Regions from separate parts of the Homo sapiens genome. Here all the other regions are linked to region 4. The links are chromatin contacts, found by Hi-C or POLR2A ChIA-PET in ENCODE. All regions are on one chromosome and are shown on one strand. The core of a region is the stretch at or near the end of the contact, and the rest is flanking DNA. Distances in the headings are between cores, read along the strand shown. Region 1 overlaps PTPRJ (protein tyrosine phosphatase receptor type J). Region 2 has its middle 62 kb from the start of PTPRJ. Region 3 has its middle 30 kb from the start of PTPRJ. Region 4 holds the start of CELF1 (CUGBP Elav-like family member 1). Region 5 overlaps PTPRJ (protein tyrosine phosphatase receptor type J).

Region 1 (2,803 bases), core at 169-2,668, 450 kb before region 4:
GCCTAAGGGTCCACGCATGGGCTCAGCCTCCCCTCAAAACAGATTCCAGAGTTCAGAAGACACCTTCAACTCTTCCCCAGAAGTAACAGATTTCCCTCCAGCAGATCACCTGGCACGTGTCAGAACTCAACCCTAAAAGCCCAATTCAGCCTCCATTAAAAACAGGTCAAAAATAGATACGTTACTGAATACCCTGTGTGCTCACCACTGTATCTTTAGTGTCGGGAAGAAGGGGGCAGAAAGAACCAGGAACTGGAGCCAGGAACCTGGGCTCACAGTGATATTAGCTGTGTGGTCTTGGGCAAGTCACTTCCCCTCTCTGCGCCTTGGTTTCAACATCTCTAAAGTAAACGGTTTGCATTAGATGACCCTCAATGACCCTTCCTGCTCTGGGCCTGCCCAGTTTTATAAGTGACCAGTGACTGTACATCATGATGTCAACTCACAAGTACAGCTCCTACCAGCTTGCTGCTGCCTGGAGGGAAGACAGCAGGAACGCACAGAAGAAAAAGGCCTCAGCCGGGTGCAGTGGCTCACACCTGTAATCCCAGCATTCTGGGAGGCGGGCAGATCACTTGAGGTCTGGAGTTCAAGATCACCCTGGCCAGCATGGCAAAACCCCATCTCTGCTAAAAATAGAAAAATTAGCCAGGTGTGGTGGCACATGCTTGTAATCCCAGCTACTCAGGAGGCTGAGGCACAAGAATCGCTTGAACCTGGGAGACGGAGGTTGCACCAAGATTGTGCCACTGCACTACAGTCTGGGTGACACAGTGAGGAAAAAAAAAAGAAAAGAAAAAGGCCTGGCCCCGTGTGGTGGCTCATGCCTGTAATCCCAGCACTTTGGGAGGCCGAGGTGGGCGGATCACGACGTCAGGAGATCGAGACCAACCTGGCTAACATGGTGAAAACCCATCTCTACTAAAAAAAAAAAAAATACAAAAAATTAGCCGGGCGTGGTGGCAGGCACCTGTAGTCCCAGCTACTCGGGAGGCTGAGGCAGGAGAATGGCGTGAACCCGGGAGGCGGAGCTTGCAGTGAGCAGAGATTGCGCCACTGCACTCCAGCCTGGGAGACAAAGCGAGACTCAGTCTCAAAATAAAAAAAGAAAAAAAAAAGAAACAGGACTCATAACTAGGTCCCCTATGAAGCCACTGGTCACAGTAAAGGGGAACACATCAGACTGCTCTCTAATTTGGGAGTATGGGTAGAATTCTGATTTCATATTTGAAAAATCATCTAACCTTTATCATATATGCCTAGCTTCATATTAAGACAAAGGTATTCATTTCATTAAAAAAAAATGACTGACTCATAACAAGCCAGCAAAATAGAGTCAGAACAAGAGCAAGTCATCACGATACCAATGCCAAAGGGGAGGTTTCTGTCTTTATTTTCTAACTGGCAATGACAAGCTTTTTACAAAACCCAGGCAAGCTGCAAGTCAGTGATAAAGGGGATGGTCCGCCTTGCCACTTGAACAGAGACAGGCCCAGATAGGCAAGGACACTGGGTGACCTTTAAGACCCAGAAAGACCTCACTGGTTTTAAGGTAATGCTCAGTAGGAATGAGGGAGGGGTGTGCCAGGGGATGGAAGGGGGCTGCTGACACTGTGTGAGTCAGTACCAGACTCTTTGCAGAAACAAAGGCTCAGGTCCAAATATGTACTAGGAAAAACTGACAGTCTCTGGATTATAACCAGCTCACTGGCCTCCACGTGGGAGCTTTTGCAGGGTTCAGAGCTTCTCTGAATGGGCAGGGATGTCCATCCAGATGACCAGGCTACTTCCTCCCACACCTGCCTGCACCTGCTGCATGTCCCTCCCCGCCCCTAGATTATGAGCTCTGCAGGTTCTAGCAGATTCTGCCCTCCTTTCCCACTCCACCTCTCTCGCCTCCATCCTCTCCCTCTCTCTCTCTCTCTCCCACTCTTCCTCCCGAATCACCCTTGAGAGAGGCAGGAAGCCACAAGAGCCCCAGGTTCCAGATGAGGAAAGTGATGCTCAAAAGAGACAAGATCAGCCCAAGGTCACATAGGCTGCACCAAGAGTCCAACCCACTCTCCTAACTCGAAGTCTTGTTTCTCCCATCACAGCGGTTCTGTGGGTGCTGCTCTGAAACATCTCCTCTTATCCCACAACCACTCAGCCTTGCCCAACCAGGTCCAGCCTGCTGCCTCTCTCCAGCACCACACAGCCTCTGGGCCCCTCCCAGCCAAGACCACTGCAATCGCCTGGCCCAGCAGGGGCAGGTGGCTGCAAGCTGGCTAAGAGCCGGACAGGGCTGCTATCTGCCATTGTCTAGCCATGCAGCTTATTTAACCTCACTGAGCCTGAGTGCCCTCATCTGCAAAAAGGGGATAATAACCCTGTCTCAGAGAGTCCCTTAAAAGAAAGGAAGCACATGAAGCTTGCCCTAAACCCAGCCCAGTAAGGGCAGACACACACACAGGCTCCTCACAGCCCACCCCACCCAAAGGCTCCAAACACCACTCCCCAGTTCAAAATCCTCCCACATTGAAAACCCGTGGCCACACAAACACTGGTAGACAAACGTTCATAGCAGTGTCACTCACAATAGCCAAAAAGTAGAAATGACCCAAACGACCATCAGCTCATAAAAGGATAAACAAAACATGGTATCTCTCTGTGATGAAATATCATTCAGCCATAAAAAAAGAACAAAGCAGTGATACCTGCTCCAACATGGATGGACCTTGAAAACACTATGCTAGGCGAAATAGCCAGAATCAAAAGGACACACAGTGTATGATTCTACTCACATGAAATACATAGAACAGGT
Region 2 (2,700 bases), core at 27-2,526, 370 kb before region 4:
GAGATGGAGTCTCGCTCTATCCCCCAGCTGGAGTGCAGTGGCGCGATCTCGGCTCACTGCAACCTCCGCCTCCCTGGTTCATGCCATTCTCCTGCCTCAGCCTCCGGAGTAGCTGGGACTACAGGCACCCGCCACCAGGCCCAGCTAATTTTTTGTATTTTTATAGAGACAGGGTTTCACCGTGTTAGCCAGGATGGTCTCGATCTCCTGACCTTGTGATCTGCCCGCCTCAGCCTCCCAAAGTGCTGGGATTACAGGTGTGAGCCACCGCGCCTGGCCAATAGTTAGGATTTAATGATGGATTGTGGCAGGATAAAAGAGAGAGATGTTCAGGGTCACAGGTATCTGGCATGAGAGACTGAACGGCTGTAGGTGACATTTACAAAACTGGGTGAAAACTGATCTTGGAGGTGAGGACCAAGATCAAGAGATCTATTTTGAAGGTGTTAATTTTTTTTTCTTAGAGATAGGATCTTACTCTATCACCTAGGCTGGAGTACAGTGGTGTGATCATAGCTCACTGCAGTCTCAAACTCCTGGGCTCAAGCAATCCTCCCACCTCAGCTGCTTGAGTAGCTTGGACTACAGGTGCACACAACCACACCTAGCTAATTTTTAAATTTTTAGTGGAGTCAGGGTCTCACTTTGTTGCCCAGGCTGGTCTTGAACGTCTAGCTTCAAGTGATCCTCCCTCCCCAGCTTCCTAAAACATACATGTTAATTTGAGATGACTGTGAGGTATCAGAGTGGATGCAGCTATCCCAGCCCCACTAGACAGGTCAGAGGGAGGCTTCTGTCCAAAGGCTTGCTCGGAGGGACAGAATGCTCAGAAAAGAAGGGCAGGGCCTGGCTTCCTGCTCCCTCACTGCCAGCTGCTGGGTCCTGGGCCCCCAGACCAAGACTCCAGGATAGATTGTGCAAAATTTGGAATAATCAGTGACCTTTGTTTTTCACCCATCCTCACAGTTGCTTCAGGTCACCCCCTGATGTGGCACTTACACGCAGAAACACAAGGTTTAGAATAAATACAACTAAAAGACATGCACTGTGGAATGACTCATGCTCATTGAATGTGGGCACTAGCCTTTTCTCAGGAGCACCAAGTCCCAGAACCACAATGGCCTGGGAGACAGGGACCCTGGGTGGATGGGCCCTCCATTTGCACAGCACTTTGGGGCTTACAAAGCACTTTCACATCCATTGTTTCATTTGATTCTCTCAACAATTTTTGAGGGATTATCCTTAACTCTACTTTATATGAGAAGGTTCAGAGAGGTTAAGTAATTTGCCTGGGTTGCACAGGTATTAGGAGGAGTCAGAAATTAAGGACAGGGGCTGGGTGCAGTGGCTTACACCTGTAATCCCATAACTTTGGGAGGCCAAGGTGGGTGGATCATCTGAGGTCAGGAGTTCAAGACCAGCGTAGCCGACATGGTGAAACCCCGTCTCTACTAAAAACAAAACTTAGCTGGGCATGGTGGTATGCGCCTGTAGTCTCAGCTACTCAGGAGGCTGAGGCAGGAGAATTGCTTGAGCCCGGGAGGCGGAGGTTGCAGTGAGCCGAGATCGTGCCACCACACTCCAGCCTGGGTGATGAGCGAGACTCAGTCTCAAAAACAAACAAACAAAAAAAAAAAAACACAAAATTAAGATCAGAAACCAAAACAAATCATCTAATGCCAAGATTGAGGCACTTTCTAGCAAGCCACGTTCCATGGCAGGGATTGCCCATGTTCAGAGAAAGCTGCCTTCACTTCTAAGATATAATATGAGAGGCACAGGAGGCCCCCACTGCCTGTGACATTGCCCAGAACCCAGCCTAGTAAATTGCAAGGACCCCACAGAGATTCTATTCAGTCTCCTCGTCTTACAGCTGAAGAAAAAACTGAGACTCAGGGAGGGAAGAAAGTACGTGGCAATATCAGGACTAAAACCCAAATCTCCAGCCCAGATCTCTTTACACTTCACTCAAGGCCCCTGGGTTTGGCCCTCTTCCAACTCCAGAATGGTCAGCCCTTGTGCTAGGCGAGCTTTGCAGAACAGAAGAGGAACCAGAGCAGAAAAACAAAATGTTGCTTAGCAACCAGAAGGGTGGGCATGTGTGGTTTTGCCACCTGGCATCCATTTACCCTTCGTTCTGGTGTCTTCATCCCCGGCTTATTATCAGGGCACCAGCTACACACCCTTTTCAGGCTCTGCTCCTCAAAGAAATTCATTTCCTGGAGTTCACTTCACTTTCCGCTCCAAGAGTGGGCATGTGACTCAGGGTTGGCCAATCGGAGCATCACATTCCTCTGGCCAGTAAAGGGTCTGGGGCGGGTAGCAGGCTGGATAGGCTTTTCACATGTAATGCTTCACAAGATTGCAAAGCACCACTCAAGGACTGGAGGCTGGCTGAAGTGCTTTACAGACAAGGTCCTGGGTCCAATCCTGCCCCCTCTGCAACTCCAAGCCACCGCCTGATTTTGGCCAGCTGTTCACAAATGTGAATAAACAAGGAAGAAAATGTGAATCTGAGCCAGGCGCAGTGACTCATGCCTGTAATCCCAGCACTTTGGGAGGCCAAGGCTAGCGGATCACTTGAGGCCGGGAGTTCAAGACCAGCCTGTCCCAACATGGTGAAACTCCACCTGTACTAAAAATAGAAAAAATTAGCTGGCCATGATGGCCTGCACCTGTAGTCCTAGCTGCTTAGGAGGC
Region 3 (2,700 bases), core at 170-2,669, 400 kb before region 4:
TGAGACGGAGTTTCACTCTTGCTGCCCAGGCTGGAGTGCAGTGGCCCGATCTCGGCTCATTGCAACCTCCGTCTCCCAGGTTCAAGCGATTCTCCTGCCTCAGCCTCCCGAGTAGCTAGGATTACAGGCGCCCACCACCACGCCCAGCTAATTTTGTATTTTGAGTAGAGACAGGGTTTCTCCATGTTGGTCAGGCTGGTCTCGAACTCCCGACCTCAGGTGATCCATCGACCTCGGCCTCCCAAAGTGCTGGGATTACATGCGTGAGCCGCCGCACCCAGCCTGCTTGCTTTTCTTTGACTCCCATGTCTTAACCCCAGTGTTTCTCAAACAAGAGTGTTGCAATGGCATTCTGAGGACATTGTGGAGTTGAAGTGGCCTTGGTATGTGGTGACATCCTAGGTTTCTTCAATCCTCATTCCCTTGAGACACTTTTTGACCAAGAGGCTAGAGTAGAGTTATCTTCGGGGGCGGAACTGCTGAGGATGAGAATAGGCAGGGGGATGGACGCGCACCTGCAGCCCTCACACATTGTAACACTCGGTCAAAGTCACCAGGTGTCACAGGCAGAGGAAGGCTGAAGCCCTACTAGACATTCACTGTAAAGACAGGAAACCTGGCCGGGTGCGGTGGCTCACATCTGTAATCCCAACACTTTGGGAGACCAAGGTGGGCAGATCACTTGAGGTCAGAAGTTCAAGACCAGCCTGGCCAACATGGTGAAACCCCATCTCTACTAAATATACAAAAATTAGCTGGGCATGGTGGTGCATGCCTGTAATCCCAGCTACTCAGGAGGCTGAGGCAGGAGAATCCCTTGAACCCAGGAGGCAGAGGTTGTAGTGAGCCAAGATCATGCCATTGCACTCCATCCTGGGTGACAGCGTGAGACTCCATTTCAAAAAAAAAAAGACAGGAAACCTGAGCCTAGGGAGTATAGGTCAGACTCCTTTGGTTGCAAATAATGGAAATCCATCTCAAATAATCCTGAGGGAAAAAGGAAGGCATTGCATTGCTCACATCACTTGGAATTTCAGGGATGATGCTGGTTTTAGATATGGATGGATCTAGACATTCAAATAAGGCCTCAACTTTTCTCCCCCTCTGGCCTGTTGTTTTTCTCTCTGTGTTTGCCCGTAGCAGCCCCTCAGCAAGCAGGCTTTTAGCAAATGACTGCTGCTGACAACCCTCAGATCATACCCTTCCAGTTGCACAGAGTTCTAGCCCTTATGTTTAAGTTTGGGGCAGAGAGGCAGGGTGGTCCCAAGGGAGGAAGTAGGAAATGTTTCCTCTTGTCAAAAAATCAAAAGCTTTCTCAGAAGCCCCAGAGTAGACCTCCCCTTAGGTCTTATTGGTAAAGCTGCAAGGGGGGCTGGGGAAGTGGGAAACAGAGCGTCATTATTGGCTTAGGCATGTAAGAATCTACCACCCAGGGCTGGCCACGAAACTGAAACTGGTGTTTCTTTTTCTTTTTCCTTTTTTTTTTTTTTTTTGAGTCAGAGTCTTTCTCTGTCGCCTAGGGTGGAGTGCAGTGGCACCATCTCGGCTGACTGCAACCTCCACCTCCCGGGTTCAAGCAATTCTCCTGCCTCAGCCTCCCAAGTAGCTGGCACTACAGGTGCATGCCACCACACACGGCTAATTTTTTTGTATTTTTATTAAAGACAGGGTTTCACCATATTGGCCAGGCAGGTCTTGAACTCCTGACCTTGCGATCTGCCCGCCTTGGCCTCCTAAAGTGTTGGGATTACAGGCGTGAGTCACCGCGCCCGGCTTTTTTTTTTTTTTTTTTTTTTTTTTTTAAGACAGAGTTTCGCTTTTGTTGCCCAGGCTGAAGTGCAATGGTGTGATCTCGGCTCACTGTAACCTCTACCTTGTGGGTTCAAGCGATTCTCCTGTCTGAGCCTCCTGAGTAGCTGGGTTTACAGGCACCCACCACCACACCCAGTTAATTTTTTGTATTTTTAGTAGAGACGGGGTTTCACTATGTTGGCCAGGCTGGTCTCAAACTCCTGACCTCAGGCAATCCACCTGCCTTGGCCTCCCACAGTTCTGGGATTACAGGCATGAGCCACCACGTCCAGCCTCTTTTTCTTTCTTTCTTTCTTTCTTTCTTTTTTTTTTTGAGATGGGTCTTGCTCTGTCACCCAGGCTGGAGTGTAGTGGCACAATCTCAGCTTACTGCAGCCTCATCCGCCCAGGCTCAAGCAATCCTCCTACCTCAGCTTCCCAAGGAGCTGGGACTACAGGCGCGCACCACCACACCCAGCTAATTTTTGTATTTTTTGTAGAGATGGTGTATCACTACATTACCCAGCTGGTCTCAAACTCCTGAACTCAAGCAATCCTCCTGCCTTGGCCTCCCAGAGTGCTAGGATTATAGGCATGAGCCACTGTGCCCAGCAAAACTGGTATTTCCTGAGCCAGGAAGGAGGGAGACTGCATTGGGTAGGTCACTAATGGTGTCTACCACAAGAAAATATTGTGAGGCAACCTCACCAGATCTTGTTTTTGTTTTTGTTTTTTTGAGACTGAGTCTCGCTTTGTCGCCCAGACAGGAGTGCACTGGCCCGATCTCAGCTCACTGCAACATCCGCAGGTTGAATCATCCCAAGTTCAAGTGATTCTTCTGCCTCAGCCTCCCAAGTAGCTGGGATTACAGGCGCGCACCATCATGCCCGGCTAATTTTTTGTATTTTT
Region 4 (2,700 bases), core at 143-2,642:
TTAAGTCAAAGTCTGAAGGAGGTGAGGAAGTGAGCCATGTGGATATCCACATGATTCTATGGAGCACAAAAGGAGACAGACTCTCTGCTTGAAACATTTCTACAACCTATAGCAGCAAATATATGGTAATATTTGTGACAACATTCTGTAAGCTATAATGGTCTATAAATATAGGATGTTTTCAGTCAACTACACATAAAACTATTAACAAGAACAAGATCATATATCAGCATTATGAATGTATATAAAACTACCCAGTACAATTAGGGAATATGATCATGTACAATTTAAGGACTATATGGTACCAGAAAAACTCTGGTTAGTTTTTTTCCCCCCCAAAGGCGAAAGAGGAAAACCCTTGAGGCTTCTGCTTGGAAGCCCACTTGTTGTTTGTGGTAAGGTAGGATATAATCAGTATTTGTGGGTATAAAAATTATATTCTCTGGGAAGCCAGATGATGTTAGAGAGAAACCATCCCATGAGTTATTTGCATGTTGATGGGGCCAAAAGCTTCCAGAACAAAGTTTTCTTTCTTAATCTGCATTTAACTGCCTCACAAGGTCTGGAACCTAGGAATAAATGTTGGCTTAAACAACAACAACAACAACAACAAATTGTACTGCTTGCGTTCCATCTAGACCCAGGGATTCCAGAGTAACTCAGGAGGAAGTCTTTAGAGACCTAACCTGAGTTAAGAAAAAAAAATATATATATATATTTTTTTTTCGGTAAAAGCAGGTTATGGCTGGGCAATCGGTCTCTTAATAGAATCTTTGTGAACTTCCTTATGTCGCAGCGATCGTTGCCAGGTTGTGCGTTCACACTGATTATCTTGCTAAAAAGCACTCCCTGCACTTGGAACACACATATTCACATCCCAGCAAAGAAGGAAGGCCTGGATGCTGTTGCTTGTCTGCTGGGGCAAAAAGGGGCGTGCCATGTGCCCAACGCTGGCCAAGCACCAGTCACTCACTCATCCATTTATTCAACAAATATCTTATTATGCTCCTATTCAGTGCCCAGTAGGGGTGCCTCCTTGCCCACCAGGGTCATCTAGAGCTCCTGTGGGTGCGATGGGCGGAGTCGAGAACTTCAGATTCCCAGGCCTGGCTCTTCCCTCCAGTAGGGATCGGAGACAAAGAGATGCGCCCCTGCAGCTCCCTAGGTTGAGGGCTCCGCCCGCGGCCCCAGGGGCTTAGGTGCGGCTGCTCCTCCACTTCCCAGCCCGAGGGGGCGCTGCAGCGCCCGGCGCTCGGCCCGCCCCTACGCCGCGCTCCGCTCGCATCGGCGCTGCGGGCGGCGCCGCGGTGATACGTTCCCCCTCGCCGCGCTCCCCCTCCTCCTCTGCCCTCCCCGCCGGTGGTAGGTGCCGGAAGTGCCGCCATTTTGGGGTGTTCTGCTCTGGCGGCAGCGGCAGCGGCGGCGGGACGCGGAGGCTCCCCCGGGATTCGGCCTCAGCAGCGAGGCGGCGGCGGCGGCTGCGGAGGCGCAGGCAGCAACTGAGGCAGCGGCAGGCTCAGGTGCAGCCGCTGGTGAGTGCTGCGGCCGCAGGATAACGGGCCGCGGGAGGGAGGGAGGGGAAAAAAGGCAAGAGGGAGGCGCCGCGGGGCGGGTCCGGTTAGGGAGGCCGCGGGTCACAGGGCCCTCCGGGCGCGGCCTTTTCTCGTTCCCTGCGTCCTGGGGTAGGGCTGCGATCTCCTCCTGCATGTCGGGGTCCCCGGCTCCCCGGGTCCTGTCGCGTTTGCCCAGCGCGTGCCCCCGCGCCCAGGGAGACCCGCCCTCCTCGTGGCTTTGCTTCCTCTCCCCGCGCCCTTTACCTTCACTCTCTAGGCTCAGAGGCCTCGTGCCCTGCCCAGGGCCAGCTCCGTTTTCCTCGTCTTTCTGGCTGCCGTGCTGGACCCAGGCTACCTGCCCGGGACACCCCATCTCTGCCCCTGTCGTCTCACGTGTTCTTAGTGTCCACTCCTGTGGGTGCCGAAGGGTCCGCGCCCCTAGAAGGCAGCGCTTTTCCCGAGCCTCGAGAGCCCCTCGTTCCTCGCCCCAGATCCGCTACGGCCTTGGCTCGCCCTCCCCCCACATCAGGTGCTCACCCAGTCGTGGCCTAGTAGCTGGGCAGGAATCTCGCACCCGGGAGCGGGAGGAGCACATTAAAGCGCTTTCTTCGCTAGGGACCAGGCTTTGATTTTAAAGCCAGTGGTGTCGTGGTTGTGGTCCTCCGGGTAGGATGTTGTTGTAATTCTTGGAGACCATTACACATGCACCAAGGAGCTTCTCATTGGTTTAGGCTCATACCCATAGTTGAGGGGAATGTGGTAAGATTTTGACTGGAATCTGTTTCCGCAAAATGGAATCTCTTTCTCGCCAGGAGAGAGCTGTAGGTTTATTACCTTCGAGTAAAAAGGCTGTATAACAGTTTTAAAGAGCATGAAATGCTTTATAATGTGTGCAGTGTAAGAGGTTACAAATAATGAATCTTTTACAAGAACTTCATCTTTTTTTTTTTTTTTTTTAAGACGGAGTTTCGCTCTTGTTGCTTAGGCTGGAGTGCAGTGGCGCTATCTCGGCTCACTGCAACCTCCCCAGGTTCAAGCAATTCTCCTGCCTCAGCCTCCCAAGTAGCTGGGATTACAGGCATGTGCCACCAGGCCTGGCTAATTTTCGTATTTTTAGTATAGACGGGGTTTCACCATGTTGATCAGG
Region 5 (2,849 bases), core at 322-2,821, 500 kb before region 4:
CAAGAAGCTTAGACACTTCACCTTCATACTGGGTTAAGCACCATCGCCATCATCATCATCATCGATCTTTATTGTCACTATCATCACTGTTACCAAGGCACTAACGTTCACCAAGTGTTCACTGTGTCCCAGGTTGCATTTGATTCTCGTTACATTCAGATATGACTATCATCTGCCTATGCAACACGAGAAACCTGAGGCTTAGCAAAGTTAAAGTAATTTGCTCAAAGTCATAGAAGAAGCTAGAATTCAAACCCAGGAAGTCTGACTCCTGAACTCATGCTCAAAATGCCAGAGAAGTATCATTTTCTGATTTTCAGATGAGGGAGCTGAGCCCCAAAAAGTTTATGTAATTTGTTTAAAAACTAGGTAGAGGTCTCACTCCCAAGCCCACAGGGCTGATGTGAAGAGTAAAGGAAGCCAGTTATGCAATGCCCTGAGGTCAGTGGCTGGCTTATAGTAAGCAGTCAACTGCTCTTAGTTATCATTAACATAATGATTCTGATGTCCAGATGAGACCCACCCCACTGTGACCTGGAAAACCTCTCTGAACACCAGGAGTAGGTTTTTCCACATCACATTTAATCAGCACAATCAGCAAAAGAATCATTTTCCTATGCCATGGGTGGGGGGAAAAGCATGATCAAGTGACTTCCTCTAAATAAAAAACAGAAAACACGGCCAGGTGCAATGGCTCACGCCTGTAATGCCAGCACTTCGGCAGGCCGAGGTGAGCAGATCACTTGGGCCCAGGAGTTCGACACCAGCCTGAGCAGCATGGCAAAACCCTGACTTTACCAAAAATACAAAAATTAGCCAGGCGTGGTGGTGCGCACCTGTAATCCCAGCTACTCAGGAGGCAAGGCAGGAGAATCGCTTGAATCCGGGAGGCAGAGGTTGCAGTAAGCCAAGATCGCATCATTGCACTCCAGCCTGGGTGGCAGAGCGAGATTCCATCTCAAAAAAAAAAAAAAAAAAAAAAAAAAAAAGTCATCAGTTAACTGGCTATCACCTCTGAAAAGTACTATATTAGTCCTGACTGGAAGACAGAAATATTCACCAGACGCCTTGGCAAAACAGCTCTGTTAGGGTTACCAAAACTGGCAAGTGAGCTATTTCCTAGAAACCAGCCACTCCCATGAGATGTATAAAACATAAGACCACTAGGACACCCCCTAAAAGCTGCCTGCTACAGAAAGAGGCACAGTGCACCTCGGCTCAGACATGTGTTGCTGAAAAAGTATGCCTAAAGGGGTGTTGTAAATTGAACCCAATTCATGGCGTAACAGGAGGGAGCTGTGTTTTACAGAATCCATGCAACAGAGTTATCTAATTTTATCATCAGAAAAAAAAAATTCCCTAAATTTACTGTTCTATTTGAGGTTTTTTATAAATTGGATTTTCTAAGTACAAGACATCTCAGCAAACTGCATGCTCTAATGTTCAATGAACTCTCCAAATAAAGGCTCAGGGGCTTCAAATACAGCCTGGAATACAGCAGGCATTTGAGCACTGAGGAACAAATGTGTGAAGAAATGTGTGAACAGGAACTATACATATTGAATTGAGGAAATCACAGTTACATGTCATCATACCTTGTCCAAACCCACAGAATGTAGAATGCTATGCATGAATTCTAACAGAAACTATGGACTTTGTGTGATAGTGATATGTCAATGTACGTTCATTGATTGTTCCACTCTGGTGGGGGTGTTGCTAACGGGGGAGGCCGTGCATATGTGGGGGCCAGGGGTATATGGGATATCTCTGCACCTTCTGCTCAATTTTGCTGTGAACCTAGAACTACTCTAAAAATAAAATCTATTTTAATAAAGAAAGAAAATCACATTTGACAAAATGTGACAGGTTTACTAGTCATGTGTAAAAAAACAAACTCATACAGTCTGTGTGCATACACCACAAAACACGCATTCTCAAACCATCTGACTGAAGAGGCTACGAAACCTGAAAGGCAGGTTCATCCACAGCTTTACGGAAAGCACAGGAATGTTCCGCTGACTATATATTCTCCACGTGTCTGTCAGCAGACTCAAAAGAGGCCCTTCTAGTTTTCACCTGGTTCTTTTTAATAAAAAGTGCTTTTATCCACAAAACTTCAATAAATCTAAGACTATGATTTTTCCCCCAAGCTTCCATTGCAAAAAGAAAATATTTTAAGAGGGTTTCATATAGGAGGGCTACAAAAGGCCTGCAGTGTAATTTAATTTTCATGATGAAAGGTTACCCCACATTAAGCCCACTGTCAATCTGTCTGCCCACACAGAGGGCTGCAGTTAAAGCAGCAGGGTGCTCCAGGTTTTCTAAGATAGTACCAATTCTTTTTTTTTTTTTTTTTTTTGAGACAGAGTTTCACTATTGTCGCCCAGGCTGGAGTGCAATGGCGCGATCTCGGCTCACTGCAATCTCCACCTCCCAGGTTCAAGCGATTCTCCTGCCTCAGCCTCCCGAGTACATGGAATTACAAAAGTGCGCCACCACACCCGACTTGTTTTGTTTTGTTTTGTTTTGTTTTGTTTTGTTTTGTTTTGTTTTGTTTTAGTAGAGACGGGGTTTCACCGCATTGGCCAGGCTGGTCTCGAACTCCTGACCTCAGGTGATCTGCCCGTCTTGGCCTCCCAAAGTGCTGGGATTACAGGTGTGAGCCACCGTGCCCAGCCAACAGTACCAATTCTAAATGTTGTACCTTTCTCCATCTCCACGTACATCCTGGCTTAGGGTTTGAAATGGTTGCCATGACTCGGTGGTTCTCAATTAGGCAAGATTTTGTCCCCCAGGGGACATCTGGCAATGTCTGCAGACATTTTGGCTGTCACAACTGGGCAGAGTTG

Evidence for each region. A loop is a pair of places that touch in the nucleus more often than their neighbours do. ChIA-PET counts read pairs that join two places held with the same protein, here RNA polymerase II (POLR2A). Pooled maps may share reads with other maps.
Region 1: a pooled map shows a loop between it and region 4 (3-fold over the local background). The contact joins the enhancer-like site here to the promoter of CELF1 in region 4. A Hi-C loop is called at or near these places in 8 of 50 pooled maps. POLR2A ChIA-PET finds 5 or more read pairs at or near these places in 3 of 52 experiments (GM12878, activated CD4-positive, alpha-beta T cell and activated CD8-positive, alpha-beta memory T cell).
Region 2: a pooled map shows a loop between it and region 4 (2.7-fold over the local background). The contact joins the enhancer-like site here to the promoter of CELF1 in region 4. A Hi-C loop is called at or near these places in 1 of 50 pooled maps. POLR2A ChIA-PET finds 5 or more read pairs at or near these places in 4 of 52 experiments (GM12878, activated B cell, activated CD4-positive, alpha-beta T cell and 1 more).
Region 3: a pooled map shows a loop between it and region 4 (4-fold over the local background). The contact joins the enhancer-like site here to the promoter of CELF1 in region 4. A Hi-C loop is called at or near these places in 1 of 50 pooled maps. POLR2A ChIA-PET finds 5 or more read pairs at or near these places in 2 of 52 experiments (activated CD4-positive, alpha-beta T cell and activated T-cell).
Region 5: POLR2A ChIA-PET joins it to region 4 with 22 read pairs in activated CD4-positive, alpha-beta T cell. The contact joins the enhancer-like site here to the promoter of CELF1 in region 4. POLR2A ChIA-PET finds 5 or more read pairs at or near these places in 3 of 52 experiments (A673, OCI-LY7 and activated CD4-positive, alpha-beta T cell).

Annotation. Positions count from the first base shown.
Region 1 is chr11:48,005,411-48,008,213 of GRCh38, reverse strand. All of the region lies in intron 1 of PTPRJ (protein tyrosine phosphatase receptor type J), which reads right to left. Among named protein-coding and RNA genes, the nearest start is that of PTPRJ, 26 kb to the right of the region's middle. RefSeq lists a cis regulatory region at 1,438-1,455 and an enhancer at 1,374-1,518. Within about 2 kb of position 1,418, at least 15 of the 41 ENCODE cell types and tissues checked have a DNase peak (open chromatin) inside an H3K27ac peak, as active enhancers do; they include GM12878, where a contact is called at or near this core.
Region 2 is chr11:47,917,652-47,920,351 of GRCh38, reverse strand. No RefSeq gene overlaps it. Among named protein-coding and RNA genes, the nearest start is that of PTPRJ, 62 kb to the left of the region's middle. Within about 2 kb of position 1,276, at least 23 of the 41 ENCODE cell types and tissues checked have a DNase peak (open chromatin) inside an H3K27ac peak, as active enhancers do.
Region 3 is chr11:47,949,295-47,951,994 of GRCh38, reverse strand. No RefSeq gene overlaps it. Among named protein-coding and RNA genes, the nearest start is that of PTPRJ, 30 kb to the left of the region's middle. Within about 2 kb of position 1,419, at least 7 of the 41 ENCODE cell types and tissues checked have a DNase peak (open chromatin) inside an H3K27ac peak, as active enhancers do.
Region 4 is chr11:47,551,824-47,554,523 of GRCh38, reverse strand. It overlaps CELF1 (CUGBP Elav-like family member 1), which reads left to right and starts at 1,392. Exons shown (of 15, transcript NM_001376376.1): 1 at 1,392-1,532. RefSeq lists silencers at 1,117-1,646, 1,717-1,806 and enhancers at 1,154-1,829, 2,505-2,700.
Region 5 is chr11:48,049,225-48,052,073 of GRCh38, reverse strand. All of the region lies in intron 1 of PTPRJ (protein tyrosine phosphatase receptor type J), which reads right to left. Among named protein-coding and RNA genes, the nearest start is that of MIR3161, 46 kb to the left of the region's middle. RefSeq lists enhancers at 206-705, 706-1,207. Within about 2 kb of position 1,571, at least 8 of the 41 ENCODE cell types and tissues checked have a DNase peak (open chromatin) inside an H3K27ac peak, as active enhancers do; they include OCI-LY7, where a contact is called at or near this core.